Linked DNA regions of Mus musculus: all the other regions are linked to region 2. A link is a contact called in ENCODE POLR2A ChIA-PET data. All regions are on one chromosome and are shown on one strand. Each heading gives the region's core, a stretch centred on a gene start or an enhancer-like site at or near the end of the contact. The rest is flanking DNA. Distances are from core to core; before and after follow the strand shown. Region 1 holds the start of Osgin1 (oxidative stress induced growth inhibitor 1). Region 2 holds the start of Mbtps1 (membrane-bound transcription factor peptidase, site 1). Region 3 holds the start of Kcng4 (potassium voltage-gated channel, subfamily G, member 4).

The links. ChIA-PET counts read pairs that join two places held with the same protein, here RNA polymerase II (POLR2A).
Region 1: POLR2A ChIA-PET joins it to region 2 with 14 read pairs in embryonic stem cell. The contact joins the promoter of Osgin1 here to the promoter of Mbtps1 in region 2. POLR2A ChIA-PET finds 5 or more read pairs at or near these places in 3 of 5 experiments (Patski and embryonic stem cell).
Region 3: POLR2A ChIA-PET joins it to region 2 with 15 read pairs in embryonic stem cell. The contact joins the promoter of Kcng4 here to the promoter of Mbtps1 in region 2. POLR2A ChIA-PET finds 5 or more read pairs at or near these places in 4 of 5 experiments (Patski and embryonic stem cell).

What each region holds. Positions count from the first base shown.
Region 1 is chr8:119,434,948-119,438,584 of GRCm38, forward strand. Osgin1 (oxidative stress induced growth inhibitor 1) reads left to right here and starts at 2,200. Exons shown (of 6, transcript NM_027950.2): 1 at 2,200-2,346.
Region 2 is chr8:119,557,072-119,560,594 of GRCm38, forward strand. Mbtps1 (membrane-bound transcription factor peptidase, site 1) reads right to left here and starts at 1,690. Exons shown (of 23, transcript NM_001167910.1): 1 at 1,575-1,690.
Region 3 is chr8:119,633,855-119,637,254 of GRCm38, forward strand. Kcng4 (potassium voltage-gated channel, subfamily G, member 4) reads right to left here and starts at 1,826. Exons shown (of 3, transcript NM_025734.2): 1 at 1,378-1,826. Gm46054 (a long non-coding RNA gene) reads left to right here and starts at 1,774. Exons shown (of 4, transcript XR_001778667.2): 1 at 1,774-2,049.

The DNA of each region.
Region 1 (3,637 bases), core at 950-3,449, 120 kb before region 2:
TCTCTGGCTCAGTTTACATATCCAAAAGCATGGGTAGGTTGCCACCAAGCACTGTGGGATGTGAAAGCATACATGGGTGACAATGGGGACAGGGTGCAGCCAGACCCGCCTATGCCCTGCAACCACGCTCCAGCGCTCAGGATCTCCCCTCCTGAGTTCAGAGCCCCACTCCAGGCCTGATGTGTGGGAAGGACACTTTAAGACCATAGATGTCCACAGAGGGTCTCACCCCAGGTCTCAAAAACACACCCGCAGAGAGCAGCAGCCTGTAGCAGGGATCTCTGAAGTTTCTGTTACCGAGCCCGGGCTTAAACGAAGCCTCTAAGGGTACCTCAGCACTAAAGGGAGTGTCTCAGCAGAAGAGCTAAACCCAAGGCAGCTCCCATTCAGGCTAGGGAAAGCTGCCCAGCCTAGTGGAAAAGGGACATGCAGAATGCATGGTCCTTGTTTTAAAAGAAATGACCAAGAATGTTAAGGAGACACCAGAGCATTAAACCAAGATTCTGACCACAAAGCCCTAAGCAAAAATTGCAGCCCAGGATCCCCCAGGGGAGCAGTAGCTTCTAGGACCAGATCCTTGAGCCGTGCCTGACCTTTCCCTTAAACCCAGGTCAGCAGCCAGCCTTGCCCACTCTGCCTCCTAACTACTCACCCCAGGATGGCGTCCCTCTTCACCCACCCCTGCAGGATGTGCCCCTCCGCCAGTTTATGGTGCACTAGGTACTCCCCGGGGAACAGACTCTCCCATTGAGACTGCTGGCACAGACTAGGGCTCAGGGGTTCCGTGTGTTTAGCAGTCCTGGGGACTGAAGCCAGGGCTTTGAGCATGTTGGGCAAGTGTTCTCCACTGAGCCATCTCCCAGCCCCGAGCCCAGGGTTTGAACATATCAGTGCACAATGGTACTTGGCCTTCAACCTAGGGTCTCATGCAATGCTAGGCACAGGTTCTACTGATCTATTCCCCAAAACCTATATGCGGTATTTTGAATAATCATTCTTTTAATCCAAGAAAAACAAAATATCATTTTTTAAATCAAAATGCTGTGCTAGCAGCCAAGACTCTTGCAGCCGAAGGATGTTCCACGAGGTGGGCCCAAGGACCCCGTCTTTCTTTACAACTCTGAAGTTTTCTTTTTCTGGAATTTGTATTCTTTACTTAATTTTTTTTCTTTAGAAAATTGTACCAAAGTGTCACTTTGTTTAATGAGTTCCTTTTTTTTTTTTAAAGAATTGTTTATGTAATATATATGAGTGTTCTGTCTTCAGACATACCAGAAGAGGGCATCAAATCCCATTACAGATGGTTGTGAGCCACCATGTGGTTGCTGAGAATTGAACTCAGAATCTCTGGAAGAGCAGCCAGTGCTCTTAATCGCTGAGTAGTCTCTTGGGTACTTAGAGTGAGAGCCTGACACTCCCCCCCCACCGCCCCTCCCCAGTTCTGGTCCTGGTGGTAGAGTGACAGCTGATCAGGACAGGAACAATGGCCACCAAGGTGAGTGCACCGACCTAAACCACTGCCCAACTTCCTTCTCTTGAGCCAAGGCTCCATATGGAAAAGCGCTATTCCAGACCCAGTGTGCAGTAAGGGATGTCTCCCTAGGACCCAGCTTCCGTTCACGGACCACAAGAACCGGCCAGCAGACTGGCGTGACCCCCTACAGGAAGAGAAGTCTATAAGGACCAGGGAGGACGGACACACACTCACATGCGCATGCACGCACACATGAGGGAGTCCAACTCAACCCCACTTTTCAGATGGGGAAACTGAGGTTTGTTCAGAGTCTCCAACCAGGAAGTCGCTGAGTGGGAGTTGTCGGGGTTGACCAGTGACTGAGGGTTTTTTCTGCACACACCCGTGTCCCCTCTCCCCACACGCTGGGGTGGGAAGTGAGTGGAAGATCAGAGCTTTCTGGAGTTCAGAAGCCAGCTGGCCAGCTATTTCTCAGAAGCCTACCACTCACTGGTAAGGAAGAGACCTAGTGGTCTCTTTCAAGATTCCCTAGTTCCTCCTTCAAACTGAACCCGGGAAGGGAGGAACTGGCCAGCAGGGGCCCTTTAAGACTGGCCAGGGCCAAGTTCATTCACCCAGGGGCCCCTGCTGACTCACGCTTATGAAAGTGATTTTCCTGGTCCCGCCCCTGCCTCCGCCTCCTCCCTGCCCCGCTGTGAAATACCCCTGCTAGCCTTGGGCCTCGCACAGCCTCTGGGATCCCCAGGGCTAATGGGCATCCTGTTCTTGCAGCAGGGCACCGTGACAAAGTCTCTCACCGTGTGACCAAGTTCCTCTGAGTGTCCAGACAACCCAGGCTCACCAGCTCCCTCCAGCTATCTACCATCCATCAGGTGAGTGGTCCGGGCAAGGCTGTGGGTGGGAAACAATAGCTATGGGGCAAGGGTGGGCAGACGGGGGTCAGGAAAGCCGGGGTGTACACTGACTGGTCCTGAGGAGGACTCTGGGAGTCCTCCCTGCACCTCCAGCGATGGCCATGGTTAAGTGTCTGGGACACTCTCCCCCAGCGGCCCCTGGCTTAGCAGCCTAATCCTAACTCGTGAAATAGCTGTTCCGGCAGGAAGGAGCATGGGTAGCCTTGCTCCTTCGAGGCACCAATGGCCACTGTGTCTCCAGCCTGGCGAGGTGCTCCAGTGGGTCCTAGGTACCAGGCTCAGACAAGCACAGCCGAGGGTTCCTGGGTACTCGGTTTACGGAAGGTGCGGTGGAGAAAGTGGTGGACCGTGGAGGTTGGGCCATCAGGCACCCTTGGGCCCAGGTGGAGCAGGCACTTGGAACGAGGGTTCACTGTGACTAAGGCCAGGTAACACTTGGCTGACTGCACACTTCCTCCTGCCCCAGGGCTTTGTGTCACTAGCAGCTGTCACTGCTACCTGTTGCTTTATTTGGGAATGGAGGGGAAAGGATCCCAAACGAGGCTGTCTAGGACCTAGACGAGATGTCCCCTCCCCTTCCATTTTCCCCAACCTCAGTTTCATTCATGAAGTGGGGATAAGAAACCCCCAGCTCTTGGGGGTGGTGGTGGCATTTTTAGAGACAAATGGTATATGGTTCCCAGCCCTCCCTGGCATGACGATTTCATAACCTTAGAAATGTCTGCAGTGTTACACCAGGGCAACTATCGCCACTTCTGAGAAACTCATTTTTTATGTGCTCATACCTGTGGGGTCAGAGGTCGATGGCTAGCGTCTTCCTCAGTCACTGTCCACACCTTCTTTTTCATTCTATTATCACTATCATTATTATTATTATTGCTAGAGAGAGCACAAGAACACGTGTAGAAATCAGACAGCCACCCCTCCCCCCCCCCCCCGCCAGGAGTCAGGGGTCAGGGGTCAGCTTTCTCCTTCCATCTTTATGTGAGTGCTGCCTGCCCATAAGTCACTGCCCTTGTACAACAAGTTACCTGCAGGGCCACTTCCCTCCAGGCTTCCCTCTCCTGGACTGAACCTGGAGCCTGTCATTCAGCTCTCTGGCGGGTGATCTCCAGGGGCCCTCCTGTGTTTGTCTCTCCAGACCTAGGATTACAGACATCTGCTTTTGACAGGAGTGTGGAGAATCTGAACTCAGTTCCTCACGGTTAGGCAAGCACTTTACCCACGGAGCCATCTCCCTGGCCCCTTA
Region 2 (3,523 bases), core at 440-2,939:
TTTCTCCTCAAAAGAAATCACTGAAGAGATTCCTTAGAGGAGCTGGGAAGATGATCCATGGAGCACGAGGACTTGAATTAAGTCCCCAAAACTCACACAGAAAGCTGAGGTAGACTGCCCCTGGGACACAGTGGCCCCTTAGTCTCACTCAATCAGAGGCTCCAGAATCACTGAGTCCCTGTCTCAAAAAAAAAAAAAAAAAAAATCAGGTGGAGTGTGATCAAGGAAGCGCGCGCACACACACACACACACACACACACACACACACACAGACTTCCCTTTTGGTCCTCCTAGTCCAAAGATTGCCGACCATCGGAGAGAGAACTGAGTCAGAGAATAAAGCATATGACAGCACCAAGAATGAACAAGATCTGACCAGAAAACATGCTCCTTCATTCCCGAGGGGCGAGGGGGAGGCCTGCCAACACCGCATCACTTTTTAGATAGTAACAGCAAATTGTTGGTTATAAGGGGTGTTTAGAGACTGCAGGAGAGTCCTAATGAGCAAAAGTGCAGGTTCCAGTAGCCACTTCACCCTTACACTCAAAACAAAAACAAAAACCAAAAAGTCCACAAAAAATTAGCTCTGTGGCCAAATGTGTCACATACTGCAAGATAAGACCTTGGCAAAAGGTATTCCACATGAATAGGGGTAACTGTGGGCTATTAAACAACGGACTATCATTCAGCCGTAAAAGATGAAATACTGACTTACGCTACAACCATAAAAAAAGGTACTGGTTTATGCAACAACATAGATGAATTCTGGAAACAAGACACCAAAGGCCACATGCGACTCTTGACCCACTATTCCCAAAAAGCAAACCTAAGGAGACAGGTCCATCGGTGACTAAAATAGCAGACTAAAAATCGGTTCTAACCACAGCAGGGTACCGGGAGTCTGGGGAGTGGTTCTCAAAGCGGGCTGTGGTGCCGACTGAACTGCTCCGCAAGATGACACAAAGTCACAGGGCGGGACCACTTAATACAAGTGACCCTGTGATACATAGGACACTTTATAGAAATCACGGTCTTGCGTTTAAAAAATAACGGTAAGTGGTGTGGCGCTGTACGTCTTTAATCCCAGCGCCAGGCAGAGACGTGAGGATCAGGAGTTCAAAGCCAGCTTGAGCTACTCAGACCTTGTCTTAAATATTAACTTTTTCCCCCCCCGACTAGTTTTGCAGATTTTTATGCTTTTCTCTGTCCGGCTTTTTCATTCGCCTCCAAACCTAGGGGTTGCTAGCGAGGCTGATCCCAGAATGAAATCTTCAAGTGCTCCTCCCGTCCCTTCAAAGCGCCACTCAAAAACACCTACAGCAAATGCGAGTCCGAGCCGCGATGTGCACTGAGCTGCAGCTCGGTTCCCCGGGGCTCGCGACCGCAGGGCCCTGCGGAGGCGAACGGCGCTTGCGCACCGCGGCGCGCAGGCGCAGGCCAGGCCGCCGCAGCCGCCGCCGCCGCTCCGGGCCAATTTCTGGGGAAGCAGCTGCGGTAGCCGGCGGCCCCCGCGCGGGCAGCGGACGGCTGAGCCTAGGGCGCGTCCGGCTCTCGGCCGCCGCCGGCAAACGTACCTGCGTCCGCCTCAGGCTCGGGGTCGGCGGACCCGGGAGAACGGCGGCTCCGCCGCGAACACGCCTCGGGTCTCCATTCGGGGGATGTTTACTCGCAAGTCTCGCGAGACCACGCCGCTGGGGCGTGGGGGGGTTACGACGGCCCGGCGTGCTCTGCGCGCCCGCGACCTGCGTGCGCGCTCCTGACGGCCCGGCACCGAGGCGAGAGGCTGTGCGGAGCTCTCGCGACATTTGCGGTCTTGGGGGAGGGGTCGGGAAGGGGCGGAGCCGAGGGCGAGGCCAAATCGCCCTCTCTGGGTATATATAGGGAACCCTGGTGGTTTAGGTTTCTCCAGGTTTCCTGGCCTGGAAACTCAGGAAGGGTGCGAGCACCTTTGCGCGGCTGAAGTGGGACGGCGCCTATCCAATCTATGTGTTCTCCTGAACTACTCCCATGGCCCCAGTTTATTACTGCTGCCAGGAGGGTGCATCAGCATCTTGAGAAACAGGACGTTTGTAACACCAACTATTTACCATTTGGAACAAACAGGATCAAGGTGAATTTCGTCTGGTAAAACGCACTTGAGCAATTTAGCCACCTGTAGAACGGGCCCATTCTCAGCCTTAGTACTGAGCTGGATCGATCACTCTTGGCCCTGGCACAACCTAAGTGTGCTCGGGGACTGTGACTGAAGCAAACAGGATGGAGGAGACAAACCCTGAGTCCTAGGCTCATAAGCTCACCTTGGCTGCCAAACCTGGTATGGAAACTGGGTTTTGCATTGGGACCTCCAGCCGAGCAAACTCAAGAAAAGGGGATCCGGACCCAGGATTTAGGTCAGGGTATGGAGGGGACCTTGTGCAGCACTCTTGTGTTTTCCCTCAGGTGTTCAGTCAGAAGAGTGCATGTAAGAGGGGACAGTACTCTTGTATAGGAGCCAAGTTTCCATCCCAGAACCTGCTCACTGTAACTTCAGCTTCGGAGGGATCAGGTTTTTGGCCTCTGAGGGCACCTGCACGCCTATACATAATCCTACACAGACATACAAACGAGATTTTAAAAGGGCGGTTCTGAGACAGTAGCCCCACACATTGAAAAGGATAGACCGCATTTATTCCCAGGTTCCAGAATCCTATGGATAACCCATCATTCCGGAAACTCGCTGTGGCAACCCCATTGCCTGCCCACTCTCTGCCCTGAGACTTGAATCTTGCTCTTGGCCTGATGTCTCCCTGCTGATTCGCCACACTCTCCCCAAGGTCTTCTGTCCTTCAGATGCCTGAAGCCCAGTAATTAGAAGACCCTTGCTGGCTCAGGAGAAGCTGGGAGCAATAAGTTGATGTCATAAAGGACCCATTAAGCCTGCATACAGTAGACTTTAGCTAAAGGAGTGCTCAGAGCTGAGTAGTGGACTAACCAGACTGTAGGAAAGAGATGGCTTTACCACAAATGTAATTAAAGTTTTGGTTTTCTGGGTTTCTGTTAAGATCACCACTGATTAGGGACAGGACAAATGGAGACACCCCCGGCCATTAGGAACACTCCCGTATCAAAGACCATGCCTCTGTTAGAAAGTTCAAAGCGGGTACTGGGTCACAACACCATTGAATCCCGGTCCTCATTAAGTCCAGGTTCTCGTATCAGGAAGAGCAATATTCTGCCAAGCGCACATGCTGACCCTGGCTAACAGCTGCCTAGGGGCTGTCTCAGAATAACTAGAGCAATTACTTTCCGTTGTAAATCTCCCACTTCAAACAACCAAACTTAGGAATTTTATCACCGTGGTTCTGTAGCGATGTGTGTTATATAGGGAGGACCTCAGTGTACAGAGGACCCGTGCAGTCACATACAAATGCTATTTCGTTTGATCCAGGGGACTTAAGCATCTGTAGATTTTGTTGATCATGGGGCTCCCAGAACTGCTCCCCTCAGACATCAAGGGATAACTCTGTAGTAACCATGTGACCAC
Region 3 (3,400 bases), core at 576-3,075, 77 kb after region 2:
CCGTGGATGCACACACATCCGTGATACAGATGCGGGGCCCACTACACTAAGGAGGTTCTGCAGGGAGCTAAGTCTCTCTGACACGGACTTTGTGGATGGAGATGTGAGTAGCGGACCCTGTGCTGTGCTTTCGAACACTGTGTAGTCTTGGGGCATGAGGCTTCCTCTCTCTCCTCAAAGGGCAAGGCTTGTGTCAACCCTGCAGGGTGCCCTACGTGGCCATGTCCTTTACAGAAGAGGACAGACTCAGATTCTCTGGACCCTCTGCTTGGTCTGTGCGAGTGGGGAAGTTTGGGCTACCATACTGTTGAGCACAGGCCTGTTCGGGAAACACCATCATAACGGTCACTTCTAGAAGCTCTAAGGCACCCAGTTCCTTTAAGGGGCCCAGGCCAACCATCCCATAAGGCAGACAGGCACGGTTCACCTTCGCAGATGAGGGGACTGACTGACACCTAGTGTCCCCTACTGTCAAACGCTTAGGAGGTAGGGATCATGACAGCTTTGCAAGGCACCTGACTCTCAGGAGCTCCCCAAGAAAGCTTCACCCTGATCTTCTGTCACCCTTGCTGTGTGACCTTGAAGTAGTCACTCCCCACTCTGAGCTGTATACTCTTTTATTTGCATCGTGAAGAGGTTTCTAATGCTGTCTGTATTGCAAACCCATTTAGGGGCTTCGCTTAGGACAAGCAGGTTTTATTTTAGCTTGCTCACATAATTTTAAAAGTATTTATGACCTGTCTCATCATCCGTGTGGTGTGACCATTTCTTATGCTACCTGTTCCAGCCAGAGCTGTCTCCAGGCACCTATAACCTTACATTGAGAGAGGCATTCCAATCAGGAGCCAATGGAAACGAAAGTGCCTTTCTACTCCAGAGCCGGCCGGGATTCTGCGGACAGCCAGCGAGGAGTGAGTGGGGGTGGCTGTGTTTCACACTCGCCCTGCAGAGCACTCCGCTATTCTGCATGCATTACTTGGTTCACAGCACACAGCCAGCGGCAGGAGGAGCGCAGCCTGCAGAGACAGGAAATCCAGGGTGTTCTTGCCAACCTTTCTCAATTTCCAGTGTAAAAACCAAGACCCAGAGTGCTGAAAGGGACTCATCCAAGGTCACTCAGCAAATCCAAACTCAACCCAGGACACAGCTTCCTGGCTAGGGGTTCTCTCCAGCGCTGGAATCTTGTCCCCCTCTCCTTCCACTGAACAGATCTGATTTTGTGGTCTTTGTTCCCCCTCCAACAGCTGGCCAGCAAAACTCCCTTAGAGCCCGGGGAAGTAATTCATTCCAAATATCCCTTCTGCCAAGCTGTTCCACTCAGCCAGCTCTAGAACATCCCCCCCCAGAACGAGCAACTTCCTCCCAAGTTCAACTCACCGCTTGTTTTAGGAAGTGTGTTCCCAGCTGGTTCTCTGCCGGGCATGGGGAGCCCATGTCTCACTGACCAGGAAAAGACAGGGTTGTGACAGAGAGGTAGGGGGAAATGAGAAGAACCCCCGCCCCCCAAAAAACAAAACAAAACACAAATCAAAACCAGCTCTCAACATAGCAGTCCTGGCAGAGGGTCAGCATCCAATTCTTCTCCCACTTCCTCTACAGAGCAGAAGTTTATTCAGTCTGACTCCGCAGAAGAGCAGAGGCGCAAGGTGGCTCTCTAGAAGGGCTCTGAAGTCCTCCCTCCTCCTGGAAGCCGAAGGTCCGGATGCTGCAGGGAGCTGGGCCAGCTGTCCTGCCTCAGCATTGGACTTGGTGCTCCAAGTCCCACGGGGACAGCCAGCATGGTCCTGCCTGAGATGGGGGTGGGGGTGCTGCCAGGAAGGGCTTAGGATTAATCTCTCCATCAGCCAGGCAGCAGGCGGGGAGCAGAGGCTCTGCCAGCCACCAGGAAGGCAAGGAGAATGTCTGTCCTTCTCCTCTCTGAGGAGGAGCCGAGCTCAGGAGGAGCTGGAGCAGCTGGGGACCTGGCGATTGCAACCTCATGGTCCACTCAGTAAGGGCTGTGGGGAGGCTTGCAGGCTGGGACAGACCGACCCAGTCTCAGAGCCTAGGGTAGGTATTGGGGAGATGGCATAAGGGGCTGAGATTGGGGCCAGATCCCAGTGTCCAAGTGAATGTCCTTAGGCAGGTGGCTTTGTGCCGTTGTACTCAGTCTCCTTATCTGTAAAATGTCTATGAGTGGCAGCAGGCTTTCAGGATATGAAATCCAAGCCTTGAGCTTCTCCTGGGAGCTTGGCCCTGGGTGTAGGTGTAGGTGTAGGTGGGGAGAGGGAGATGCTGCAAGCCAGCTTCTTGCTGTGTGTGCTTGGTGAGTCACTCCACCTCTCTGGGCCTCAGTTTTCTCACTGGTCAGATGAGGACAGTGGGAACCATAAAGGCTGAAATTGCAAAAGCCTGTTAATGTAGGGCTGCCTATCCCTAGGTCCTTCATTTCCTTAAAAGGTTTTTGCAGCCAAGTGACCTTCACAACTCCATTCGGCCTCTGAGATCCCTAGAGGCTTGTTCAAGGTCATCGTCCTAATTGGCAGCTGGAGCTAGGTTAGGGCTGTCACTGATGGGGGGGGGGGGCGTCCAGGAGCAAGGGGATCAGAGCCTGGCTGTCCTCAGCTCTCTGGAAGGAGTAACAGAGAGTACCTGTGGCCTCGAAGAGGGGCGGAGGAGTGCAGGCAAGAAGGAGAGGCTGGCAGGGGGCAGGGGTTCTCAAAGGGTATTATGGGAACCCCAGGGTTCCACAGAAATTCCAAGAACTGGAGACAGGGCCTGTTTTCTCTGCCTTCCCACAGCCCCTCCCTGCTGCCTGTACCACAGTCACTGCTGCTGAGGCCCAAGGCAGAGAGAGGTCTGGCATCTTTGTGAGGGGTGCCGAGGCTCTGCCCTTTCTCTGACTCTCCCATTCTCTTAGCTCCAATAAGCCAGGCTCCAGAACTCTCTCCCTCCGGACAGGGCTCTCTGTTCTCTATCTCCTTTAGTTCTGTCTCAGTCAGAGTTTCTATTGCCGTGATGAAGCACGGTGATCCAAAGCAACTTGGGAAGGAAAGGGTTTATTTAGCTTCCGTAGCCAAGTCACTACCCACTGAAGGAAGCCAAGGCGAGAACCTGGAGGCAGGAACCAGGGCCGAGGCCTTGGATGAGTGCTGTTTATTGCTTCATTCCTCGTGACTTGCTCAGCCTGGGACTTTCCTGTGGAACCCAGGATACATCCCAGTTTGTATCTCTGTCCACAGTGGGCTGGGCCCTCCCCCATCAATGATGGATCAAGAAAATTCCCTACAGGGTTGCTTATGGCTTAACCTTACAGAGTCATTTTTCTCAAATGAAGTTCCCTCCTCTCAGAGGACTCTAACTTGTATCAAGTCGACATGAAACGGCCAGCATGAATCTCTTAGGTTAGCCACCCTCTCCA